Linked DNA regions of Homo sapiens: region 2 is linked to region 1. A link is a contact called in ENCODE Hi-C data. All regions are on one chromosome and are shown on one strand. Each heading gives the region's core, a stretch centred on a gene start or an enhancer-like site at or near the end of the contact. The rest is flanking DNA. Distances are from core to core; before and after follow the strand shown.

Region 1 (5,406 bases), core at 1,813-4,312:
ATTCATCTGCTCATTCACTCCCCTCCCCTCTTCCCCTCTGCCTTTATTCATCCCCGTCTCTACTCAGAATAGCCCCTTGTCTCTGTCTCTAAATACACACCTTTTTCTAGCTCATCTGACAATTTGCCAGCATCTAAGCAAACCCTGGGCTTGCCCGCAGCTGTGCCCTCCCTCCCTCCATTTGGTTCTCTCTACCTGAAATTTCCTCCTTCCCTATCTTTGATCTTGCCTAAGCTCCCTAAAAGCCTTAAATGCCACTCTCTCCATGCCTGGAGTCTCTTCCAGTCATGGAGCCAGAACCATTATCTGTCCTTAGGAAGCTCACTCACTCTCTCTCTGCTTTTACTTTGGAATTCTTTTATACCTGCCATTAGAGTGGGGCTGTGCGTCTCACATCTTGGCTTTTCCAGGAGATTATAAGTTCCTGAAGGCGGGGACTCCATGTCTGGCTCATCTGTGTCCGTAGAGGCTTAATACATGTTCTGATGATTGACTGGGTTTTCTTGTTAGTAATGAGCTGATGTATTGCATTATGGGAGAAGGATCTGGGAATTCTGCATTCAATTCCAGATCTGGTTCTAATTCCCTTACACTTCTGGCAAATACAGTGACATTCTGAGCATCTACTCAATGTTATTAAACATTTGTAGGCCTCTTTTACACCTTTTGGATATAAAGACTTAAGGGAAAAAAGGGAAAAAAATGTAGTGAGGCCCATTAACCAGCCACATGATGTATCTTTATTCATAGGTGAGAACCAGAACCGTGAGGTTGAGTTCATGATCTGTGAGACACTTTCAGGTTCCAAGGTCATGTTTTAAAGAGAAATCGTGATCTAGCAAGGCCTGAGCTGATTGGATCCCGGTGAGTAGCCTCGGTACTCCATGCCTGTACTTAGGAGGGTATATTTCTTTTGCAGGAAGAAACCAATAGTTTTCTGAAAGCGATTGAAGAAGCCAATAAAAAGATGCAAGCAGCAGAGATCAGCCTAGAGGAGAAAGACCAGAGGATCGGGGAGCTGGACAGGCTGATTGAGCGCATGGAAAAGGTAGGACACAGCGTTGGGCCTATTGCCCACTTGCCCAAACTTTTCCCTGTAGGTCCATCTGAGATACGAGAGGCCCTGGATATGGATTCCTCTCACCTCCAAAATTTGCAATTAAAAAAAAAAAGACAAAGCTATAAAATAAAGTATAAGGAAGTCCAACAACGTTCTCATTTTTCCCATGATAACTATTTTGATGCTTTTAAAAAATATTACTTGTGAAATTCTTTAGAAAAATTAATATTTTAGCAGCCTTGCTTTGCTGGTGCCCCAGGTGTGAACTTAGTTTATCCATTGAATTATCAAGCCCTATTTAGGTGTTACATCAACACAGCAGCCCTGTTGTTTCTGGGGCATGTGTCTCAAGGGTTGGCTTTTCCTTGACACGCTGGGGACTTGAGAGAGTAGGGAGGCCCCATTTCTCTAGGTGTTGTAAGCAGGCTGGTGAGTGTGGTGGGGGAACCTGAGGAAGGCGGGAGCTCAGCTGGGATAATGAAGCCTGTCTAGTGAAAGGGAAGAGGCCAGGAATTAAGTAGGAAGTGGAGGAAGGGGAGGAAGTGGTGGGAGAAAGGAAAGAGGAAAAGAAGGAAGAGAAGGAAGAGAAAGGATGGGTGACCTTTAGCAGGTGACGGCTGACTTCTGGACCCAGGAGTTCAGGGCCAAGTCTGTGGCTGGTTTCTGGGAATGGCTCCCTGGCTGCATATGAGTTTGCAGAGAGCAGTGACCTGCCAAGACCCTGACATTATTAGCACCCTGTGACTCATTCGGGATGCCAAGAATCTCCAATCTGATGATGGAGGCAGAGGTGGGGCAGCAAGAGCAAGGTCACTGTCAGGCTTCATGTGATGCTGAGAAGAGGTCGCCTTAGCTAATGGTGTTTGCAGCATAAGCCCCTGTACTGTCCCCTCATAAGGCGAGGTGTCGCCACTATGGGAACTGCATGAAATTCAGTTCTGTGGAGCTTCAGAGCTCACTGGGTGCTTCGTTTTAGCTCTTTAGCTTTTTACTTGGGAGAGACTTGGGCAAACTAAAGAGTCAATTACAATCTCCCTTCTACCCCCTGGGAAAACAGAATCCCATCTTTTATTGAAGAGTAGGTGATTGGCTTAGTCAGGACTAACATTAGTATTGACCAGAGGGGGTGGTGGTGAAGATTGGGCAACAAGGGAGCTTTCTAGAGCTTGAGTGAGCTTCCTCCCACATTATTGTCCTCCTACAACAGCAGAAGATCCCAGTTAACTCAGATGCTCTCTCTCTGGGCAGCAGGTTTTTCTGCAGCGTAAAGAAGCAAGGTGAGCCGGCAGCATAGCAGGGTGGTCTGGGGGAGATGCCGTCATACAGAGAAACCACAGGTAGTGGTCATGAACATAGGCTTTAGAATCAGACAGTCTGGGGATTTGAATCTTGTGTCTCTTTGTAGTTGTTTGCACTTACTTGGTTTTTCCTAACTCAGTCTCCACTTCTGTAAAATGCTGATAATGGTACTTCTTATTCTTAGGGCTTTTGTGAGCAATAAATGAGAAAAATCCACGCCAAGTGCTAAGCATGGTTCCTCGTATATAGTAAGGGTTCGATCATTTGTGGCTATGATTTTTACTCTGTTACGAGGTTGCCTAAATGTCTACCCTCAGAGTCAGGTTGTCTTTAGCACGACCCATTTTATGCTTATCTTCATTGCTGTCTTGAGGTTCTGAAAGTTTCTTGTCTTTCCCCACTGATTTTCACATGGAGCCCTCATGTGGGATGAATGGGTAGAGCCAGGAAGCTGGTAAGGCCAGCCCTCCCTGCCAGCATTTAGGAAACACAAAACCTTCCCCAAGTGGTGTTGGCTTCTTCTTTAGTGATTGGAAATGTATTGTCCTTTCTCTAAATCTTCCTTTCCATTTAGGCTAGAGAAATGCTCTATTTATTGAACTAACATTAGGTAGGCCAATTTACACTGTTTCCTTTTCAGGGATAAATCTGTGAGAGCAGGAATCTGGCCAAATCGCTGTCTCACACTACGTGAACGGCATGTCCTAGGCAGGGCTGTGGCAGTGTACGTATCCTGCTCTCAGTTTTGGATTTTGCTCAAGGACAAACCATGTGCTTTTGAATGGCTTCTCTGCCATATGCCTTAGTTTACTGTTTCTCTTGCTGAGCACTGTATTTCAAACACCTTTTTTTCTGATCAGTAAAAATCTTTTAAGGAGTGTTCTCTACCAGGGACCCTTCTGGGGAACAGATAATAGTCTATGCCATAATCTGGGCAGTGGTTTCACAGGTGTTTACAAATGTAAGAAATAATTGTGCAGTGTACACTTAAGATTTATTGTACCTCAATTTAAAACAAATTTTAAAAGTGTGCTGTAAGTTAGACCTTGCTCTACTTTATGACAGCCTTTTTCTTTCTTGTTTTTTGTTTTTTTTTTCTTTTTGGAGGGAGGCATTCACTTGTGAAAGCTTTTATCACTGTTATTTCGGGGCTAATGTAAAACTTCCAACCACATAGGGGCAGGAGGAATGTTCTGCTCAGGCCAGGCCATAAGAATGTGCATTTGCTGTAGAGATTTAAAAACAGTAACAAAACCCCAGTCAAAGTTGATCTACCTTTGTTATTTTAAATATTTCAGAGATAATATATTCTTCCTGCTTAAGGTGGACTGCTTCCCCACCCCTTTGGCCTACCTCTTGGTATACCACTGCTTATAGCTTCAGAAGTTGTGGCAGTTAAATTTTCAAAGATTTGCTTTTAATAATTTGGTAGAAAAGAGGTTTGGAATCTATGTAGCTAGTAAGAGTTTGCTGGGTGGAATTTCCGAACATAAAGATGAGGAACATTAGTTCTTAGAGAAGGACCTAAAGTAAAATAATCTCCCAATTAGTGAGCGTTATTTGATAAACTTGCATTTTAAGGAAATTTGTTACACTAACATCTGTAATGTATTTTTAGCACAATTTCGGTTATGACAGGCACCATGTTTTTATGAACATTTTTCAGCTTTGTCCAAAGAAATGATTCCAGACTCTTTTTTGGGCAAACTTCTAAATATACATATATATAGCAAAGTGTACAAAGTGCACGGCTTAGTGCGCGTATGTTTCCTATTGCTACCATAGCAAATTTCCACAAGGTTAGTGGCTTAAAACAACACAAATGTATTATGTTCCATTCCTAGAGGTCAGAAGTGCTAAAATCCAGGTGTTGGCAGAGCTGGATTCCTTTTGGAAGCTCTAGAAGGGAATGCATTTCCCTGCCTTCTCTAACTTCTGGAGGCCACCTGTACTCCTCAACTTGTGGCCCCCTCCTGCAGCTTCAGAGGCAGTAGCAGAGCATCTTCCAGGCTCCTTCTCTCTGATTCTAACCCTGCTGCCTCCTCCTCCTTAGAAGGGCCCAACTGGATAACCCAGGATCTCCCCATTTTAAGATCTTTAACTTAATCACATCTGCAGAATTCCTTTCTCCATGTAAGATAACACATAGGATTCAGGAATCAGGACATGGACATCTTTGGAGGGCCATGAATCTGACCACAACATATTTTTACAAGTGAATACACCTGTGTAAACACCACAAGTTAGAATATAGGATATTGCCAGAATCCCAGAGCCTCTTTTCTTGATGATTCAGAAAATAATAAAGAATTTTGCAGTATCACAAGCCACCAGTTTAAAGTATTGATAATCAGTATTTGGGGCTATAAATTTTCACTGATCCTGGGCTGATGGAATACTTTGGAAAATGAATCTTGAATGGTTTTATTTAGGATGTTTTGTCTCTGACCCATAAATATATCTATAAATACACAACAACAGACTTGGCAGTTTTGAGCCTTGTTTGGGCTTTGCTGAGCAGGTGTGTAAAACCCAGGGGGTGTCATATAGACTTGGACTCCCTAGTGCTAGAATTGCTAAATAGACATTCTCTGTCAAACTTGGGATCCATTGATTAAAATATCAGTTTCTGTTTGTTTTAGGAACGTCATCAACTGCAACTTCAACTCCTAGAACATGAAACAGAAATGTCTGGGGAGTTAACTGATTCTGACAAGGAAAGGTAAGACGTAATGCCTTTCGTCTTGTAATGGATTTAGGTTGTGGACACGCTGTGTTTTTATGACCTCATTTGACCCTTACATTTTCATTTGTGTGGTTGTACCTTATTACAGACTTAAGCATACATAACATTGGGCTGAGAGTTTCCAATATGGAACAAGTTTCTTTGGAAGCCTCCAGCCACATCCTGCAGATCATGGCTGGTTGTTAGTGTAGTGGAACACATCAAATACTTTCACAAGTGCAAAAGTTTGGTCTATTAATGTTCTCCATGGCCTTGAACTCCACAGGATACACCTTGTTGATGAGAAAACTCATCAGCTGTG
Region 2 (5,406 bases), core at 1,159-3,658, 540 kb after region 1:
AAACCCTGAATGCTGTCCGTATTCTTAGGCTTTGGAGAGAGTTCCAAAAATTGCCAATTATCAGTCAGTCAACACCCAACAGAGCTCTTGGCCATCATGACCATATTTTGGGGTCACCTTATTTCAAGATTACTAAATTGTTTAGCTGTAAATACTCTTCAAGCATATTCCTTGGTTTAGTTAATAATCAATCATTTATTTACCCAATAACTATTTACTGGGCACCTACTTAGCCAAGTACAGCTCTATACTCTTCCTTCTTCAAGGAGTTCAGAGTCTGAGGCTCAATCTAACAAGTAAGTAGATACTCTTTTGCAGAGTGACAGGGACACTGATACAAGTAAAGTCAGAATGTCATGGAAGCCCAGAGGAGGGAGCTTTTACTCTGCAAGAGAGAGTTGGAGAAGGCATTCCAGAGAAGAGTGCTCTTGGGGGAACATGTGTCTTTTAATATTAATTAAAAATTATTTTAACATTATTATTTTGGAAAGCAGATGAAATGATAATGAACTTAAACTTTAAAATCAGTTGCCTGGTTCCCATCCTGATTCTTCTGCTTACAAGTTTGACATTGGACAAGTGTCTTAACCTTGTTTTACTCGAGTTTTCTTATCTATAAACTGAGAATAATAGCAGGATTTACCTCACAGCATTACTGTGAAGTTTTAATGAGATAAAGCATATGAAGTACCTGGCACATAATAAATGTTCAATAAATAATAGCTATCATTTAACTGTTAAAGTAAAACAGTAGTTTGGAAAACTAATAACATAGAAACCAGCTATAATTGGCCAATTCAAATACCTATTATCATTTTTGTTTATTGTCTTAAAATTTTTCTTTTACGTATGTTTTTAAGTAGAGTCAACCCTACATATCCATGAATTCTGCATCCATGGATTCAACCAACCATGGATCAAAAATATTTTTAAATTGCATTTGTATTGGACATGTACAGACTTTTTTCTTGTCATTATTCCCTAAACAATACCGTATTCACATTATATCAGATATTATAATAATCTAGAGATGATTTAAAGTATACAGGAGGATGTGCATAGGTTATATACAAATAATACACAATTTTATATTGGGGACTTGAACATCCATGGATTTTTGGTACTTGCAGGAAGTCCTGGAACCAATCCCCCACAGACACCAAGGGACAGCTGTATAAAACACAAAACAAAACACAAACACAAACAAAAAAATACAAATTTTTTTCACTTAATGTTATAAGTATTTTTAAATATTACTACATAGCTTTTATGTTTATAGTTTTTAATGGCTATACAGTAGACTAAAAAAAGAGTAAAAGCTTCCAGTTTTTCAGTACTATAAATTTTGCTAAAGTGGACATTTTAAAATGATTTTTCCACGTTTTAGATTATTTCCATTGTGTAATTCTCAAACATCCAGCAGCATCAAATTGTATAAATAAATTTATGTTTTTGAATGCATATTGCTAAATTATTGCTGAATTTCCTTTTAAAAGCATAGTACTTGTTTAGATCTATTAGAAAAGCCTGAAATAACGGGTATCTTTTTCCTAACATTTGATATTGTTTGGATTTATTTTATTACTAATGAGTTTTTACCACTGCTTTCCTAATTCTGTTTTCCTTTTTTGAATTTTCTGTTCACTTCCTTTGCACACTCATCTATTGATATCTCACATTGCTTTTCTCACCAATTTGAACAAGCCTTTCATTCATTTTTCCAGCCTGCAGCTTGCCGTTCTACTTAGCTGAGTAGTAGCTTAGCAGGATAGTGTGGTATTAAGATAACAGTCTCTGGAGCCAAACTCTCTGGATCCAAACCTGACTGCCACCTACTAAGTGGGCAGGGTAACCAATCTGTAAATGAGAATTATATTGGCTTCTCCTCTAGAATTGCTGTAGAAAGAAGAGAGACTGGCACAATTATTCACCCAGTACATGCCAGTTATTACTAGGCATATTGTAATATAAGTAAAATAGTAATATTGTAATATTGTAAAATAGTAAGAAGGGATGATTTTGAGACATGCAGGTGAGCAGAATGCAGGCTAAAGCCCTGGCTCAACTTCTCCCTCTCCAGGTGGTGGCCACCATGATACTCCTCATAATCGTCTTTGCCATCTTTGACTCCAGAAACTTGGGAGCCCCCAGAGGCCTAGAGCCCATTGCCATCGGCCTCCTGATTATTGTCATTGCTTCCTCCCTGGGACTGAACAGTGGCTGTGCCATGAACCCAGCTCGAGACCTGAGTCCCAGACTTTTCACTGCCTTGGCAGGCTGGGGGTTTGAAGTCTTCAGGTAAGTAACAGTGGTGGGGAAGAGAGAGACAGAGTCATGCTGCGCCTCACCAGTGGGGCGGGGCTTTGACATGGAGATCCAGGGAAGTTCAGATGACAGCGCCAACGTTAACTGCACACTCTGGTCATAAGCATGAGACATTTCACTGGTATTTTGTGGTATGATGTGTGTGTGTGTGTGTGTGTGTGTGTGAAAGAGAGAGAGAGACAGAGAAAGAGAGGCGGCTCTAGGTAAATTCAATAGAGATAAAACTGTCCCACATAATAATAATCCCTCAATTGCTATATGATTTTATGTGAACATTTTAGCTGTATAACTTGTCTGCAGATTCATTTTGTGACAAAGTTGGGCTACAATTTGCATCCTATGATGCCACTACAGGGCTCTTCCTCGTGAACCACGCAACCTATGCTGCACTTATTCCACAGATATTTGTTGGGCATTATCTGTGCTTTAGTCACTGTGCTAAGCAAGGAAATTTCAAATCAGCAAAAGCACTCACCTTGAGCGATATAATAAGTGCTCTGGCAACCCCTAAAAGTGCTGCAGGAACACAGATAACGTGTGAGTAACTGCCAGGGAAGCAGGGAAAGACATGACTGCAAATGTGAGAGCTGACTTGGTTCTGGAGATATGAGTAAGAACTTCCGGACAGGACAGACGTAAGATTGAGCCTCTGCCCCAGAAATGGCAAGACTCCACACTTTCTACTTCAGAATGTGCTGAGGAAATACGCCAACTGTTGGTACCTATCTTCTAGGACAAAATTTGCCCCTTCACTACTTCCTGGTTTCCCTGCATGCAGTCACAGAGGCGCATCCTCATCCACCCATGGCAACTTCCTATGGGGAAGGAGCTCACTTTGGTTCATCAGGAAACAGGGCTCTACCATGGAGAAAAGTAGGAAAAACATGTGTGAGCAAATTCTACTTTAATGTTTCCTGTGAGAACAAAGGACGTGAGTGTTCCCAAATGATGACCTAGACATAGAGTCATCAGGGTTTGGCCTGCATTTCACCAGGGTGAAAAATAAGTTAAAATAACTGGTACCATTGAGATCACCACCACAGATAGCACTCAGAGCATCTAGAGTGTAAGTGCCATGAGTACCTTGACAGCCTTTTCCCCTGGTATATCCACAGTGCCTAGAACAGGGTGTAGCTCATAGAAAGGCTCAATAAAAAGGTATTGAATAAAAGAATGAATGAATTCTATGTGACGGACACTTCCTAGGAGTTGAAGGATGCAAAGCAACTCAGTCAACATTCCCTGTCCTCAAGAAATTGACAATCCAATAAATTTCCTAGAACAGCAGTTCTCAACCAGAGGTGGGCAACTGTTCCCCAGGGCATTTTTGGTTGTCACGGCTGGACCTGAGGGAAGGGGCTGCTACTGGCATCTAATGGGTAGACGCCAGGAATGCTGTTAAGCATCCTACAATGCACACGGCACACCTCCCACAACAAAGAATTATTCAGTCCAAAATGTTAATAGGTTTGTGGTTGAGAAATTCTCTCCTAGAATGATCACAACTAGAACACGAAAATGTCCGCAACTAGGATGGATCTCTTGTATCTTTCCAATGGAGCATCAAAAACATATGTCCTAAGGATCTCCTTATTCCCAGAGCCCAGAATTCGCCCATGAGTTTCCCTTAATTCCACCATCCAGAGTCTCAGTCTTGGAGACCAAGCTCTTCTTCCACCCCCTTTGAGACCTCCTTGGTGATTCATTCAAAAGTCAAAGAGACATGGTGGTTCCAAAACAGATGGAGATCTTGCCCAATGTCCCTTTGCTCTGTTAAGTATATGTTAGGAGAACTCACGTGAAGGAAAATGTTGGAATCACCTAATGTCCCATGTCCTTAGCTAGCATCAGGATCTTTTCCCTTCCATGGAGTCATTTATTCATTCATGCAGCTACTTGATATCTTACTCAAGGCTCTCCACTAAAGATGATAAGACCTAGTTTCTGTCCTTCACTGTTGTGTTTATATTCTACTTAAGAGGTTATTCCAGAAGCTCTTACACAAGGTTGAAGCAGTCAAGTGCCATTAAAGAGATTTGACTAATTAACTCCAGGAGTTTAGAGGTCTACAGCTCCAAATTTAAGAATTATGGGAGTGGAAGTGGGAACATTTATAGTATTTGGATATGCTTAAACAAGCAACAGAGGGGTTATCTCAGGCAGAGAGAACCGTTATTCAAAGACACAATGTTAAAATCACAAGTGATCTAGTCTAGCTGGAAGGGTGCAGAAAGAAAGTTGGAAAGGGCCGTTGTCAGATCATAGAGGACCTGGACTCCCAGAATGAGAATTTTGGCTTTTCTTCTGCTCCCTGTTTTGTAGGTTATAGGGAGTAGCAAAGTATTTGGGGCAGAAGTTTGGCAGGTTTAGAATGTCAATTTAGCAAAATTAATCTGGCATCATCCTATAAGACTGATTGAAAAAGGAGAGAGTGGGGAAGTAGAAACCCATTAGGAAAGAGCAGGGTTGGCTGGTAATCCTCAACCAAAAATTTCTCCCCAAAACCTTTGAGGGACAACAGGCTTCCAAAGTGTTCTTAGAGTGTCTCATTTCCTCAGAGTTCTATATTCAAGGGAAATCCCTCAGTAGATATCCTAGCTTGGACCTACACCTAAGGTCTTAGAAAAAAAACAAGGCTACCTTGTTCCCAGGTCCCCATGTACTCCTGAACGGCAAGCAGTGGAATGATGGCAGGTACAGCGAGATGCCAGAGGGTTTGATGAGGGCAAGAGTCAACAGACCCTGGCCAAAGACTCTTGGTTTTTCCTTTAAATGTTAAGATGTTTCCCATCAAATTTCTCTCCACTTATTCACATTGTTAATGACTTAATCAGTGAAAGCTCTCAGGAGTATTATTAAATTTTTCAAATAGTTGGCCCAAAGTATTGAATCCCTAAAGATGGTCCTTTAGACAGTTAACATACACATGTTCCTGGCATCTCCCGAATCATAGTGTGCAAATGATCACTATTTGTGTGCATATAGGACTAGGCTAGGCAGGTAACCACATCTGAGCGCCTCCATTTGTGACTTGTGAACCTGATACAACATGTCCAATCTGATAAAATAAAAAGCATCCAG

Evidence for each region. A loop is a pair of places that touch in the nucleus more often than their neighbours do. Pooled maps may share reads with other maps.
Region 2: a pooled map shows a loop between it and region 1 (2.2-fold over the local background). The contact joins two enhancer-like sites. A Hi-C loop is called at or near these places in 2 of 168 maps with a recorded cell type or tissue (HCT116 and mammary epithelial cell), 1 of 37 single-sample maps with no recorded cell type and 5 of 50 pooled maps.

What each region holds. Positions count from the first base shown.
Region 1 is chr15:57,632,694-57,638,099 of GRCh38, forward strand. It overlaps GCOM1 (GCOM1, MYZAP-POLR2M combined locus), which reads left to right. Exons shown (of 17, transcript NR_104371.3): 8 at 920-1,048; 9 at 5,002-5,081. MYZAP (myocardial zonula adherens protein) reads left to right here. Exons shown (of 13, transcript NM_001018100.5): 8 at 920-1,048; 9 at 5,002-5,081. Among named protein-coding and RNA genes, the nearest start is that of MYZAP, 43 kb to the left of the region's middle. Within about 2 kb of position 3,063, at least 13 of the 41 ENCODE cell types and tissues checked have a DNase peak (open chromatin) inside an H3K27ac peak, as active enhancers do.
Region 2 is chr15:58,177,048-58,182,453 of GRCh38, forward strand. It overlaps AQP9 (aquaporin 9), which reads left to right. Exons shown (of 6, transcript NM_020980.5): 5 at 2,081-2,298. Among named protein-coding and RNA genes, the nearest start is that of AQP9, 41 kb to the left of the region's middle. Within about 2 kb of position 2,409, at least 3 of the 41 ENCODE cell types and tissues checked have a DNase peak (open chromatin) inside an H3K27ac peak, as active enhancers do.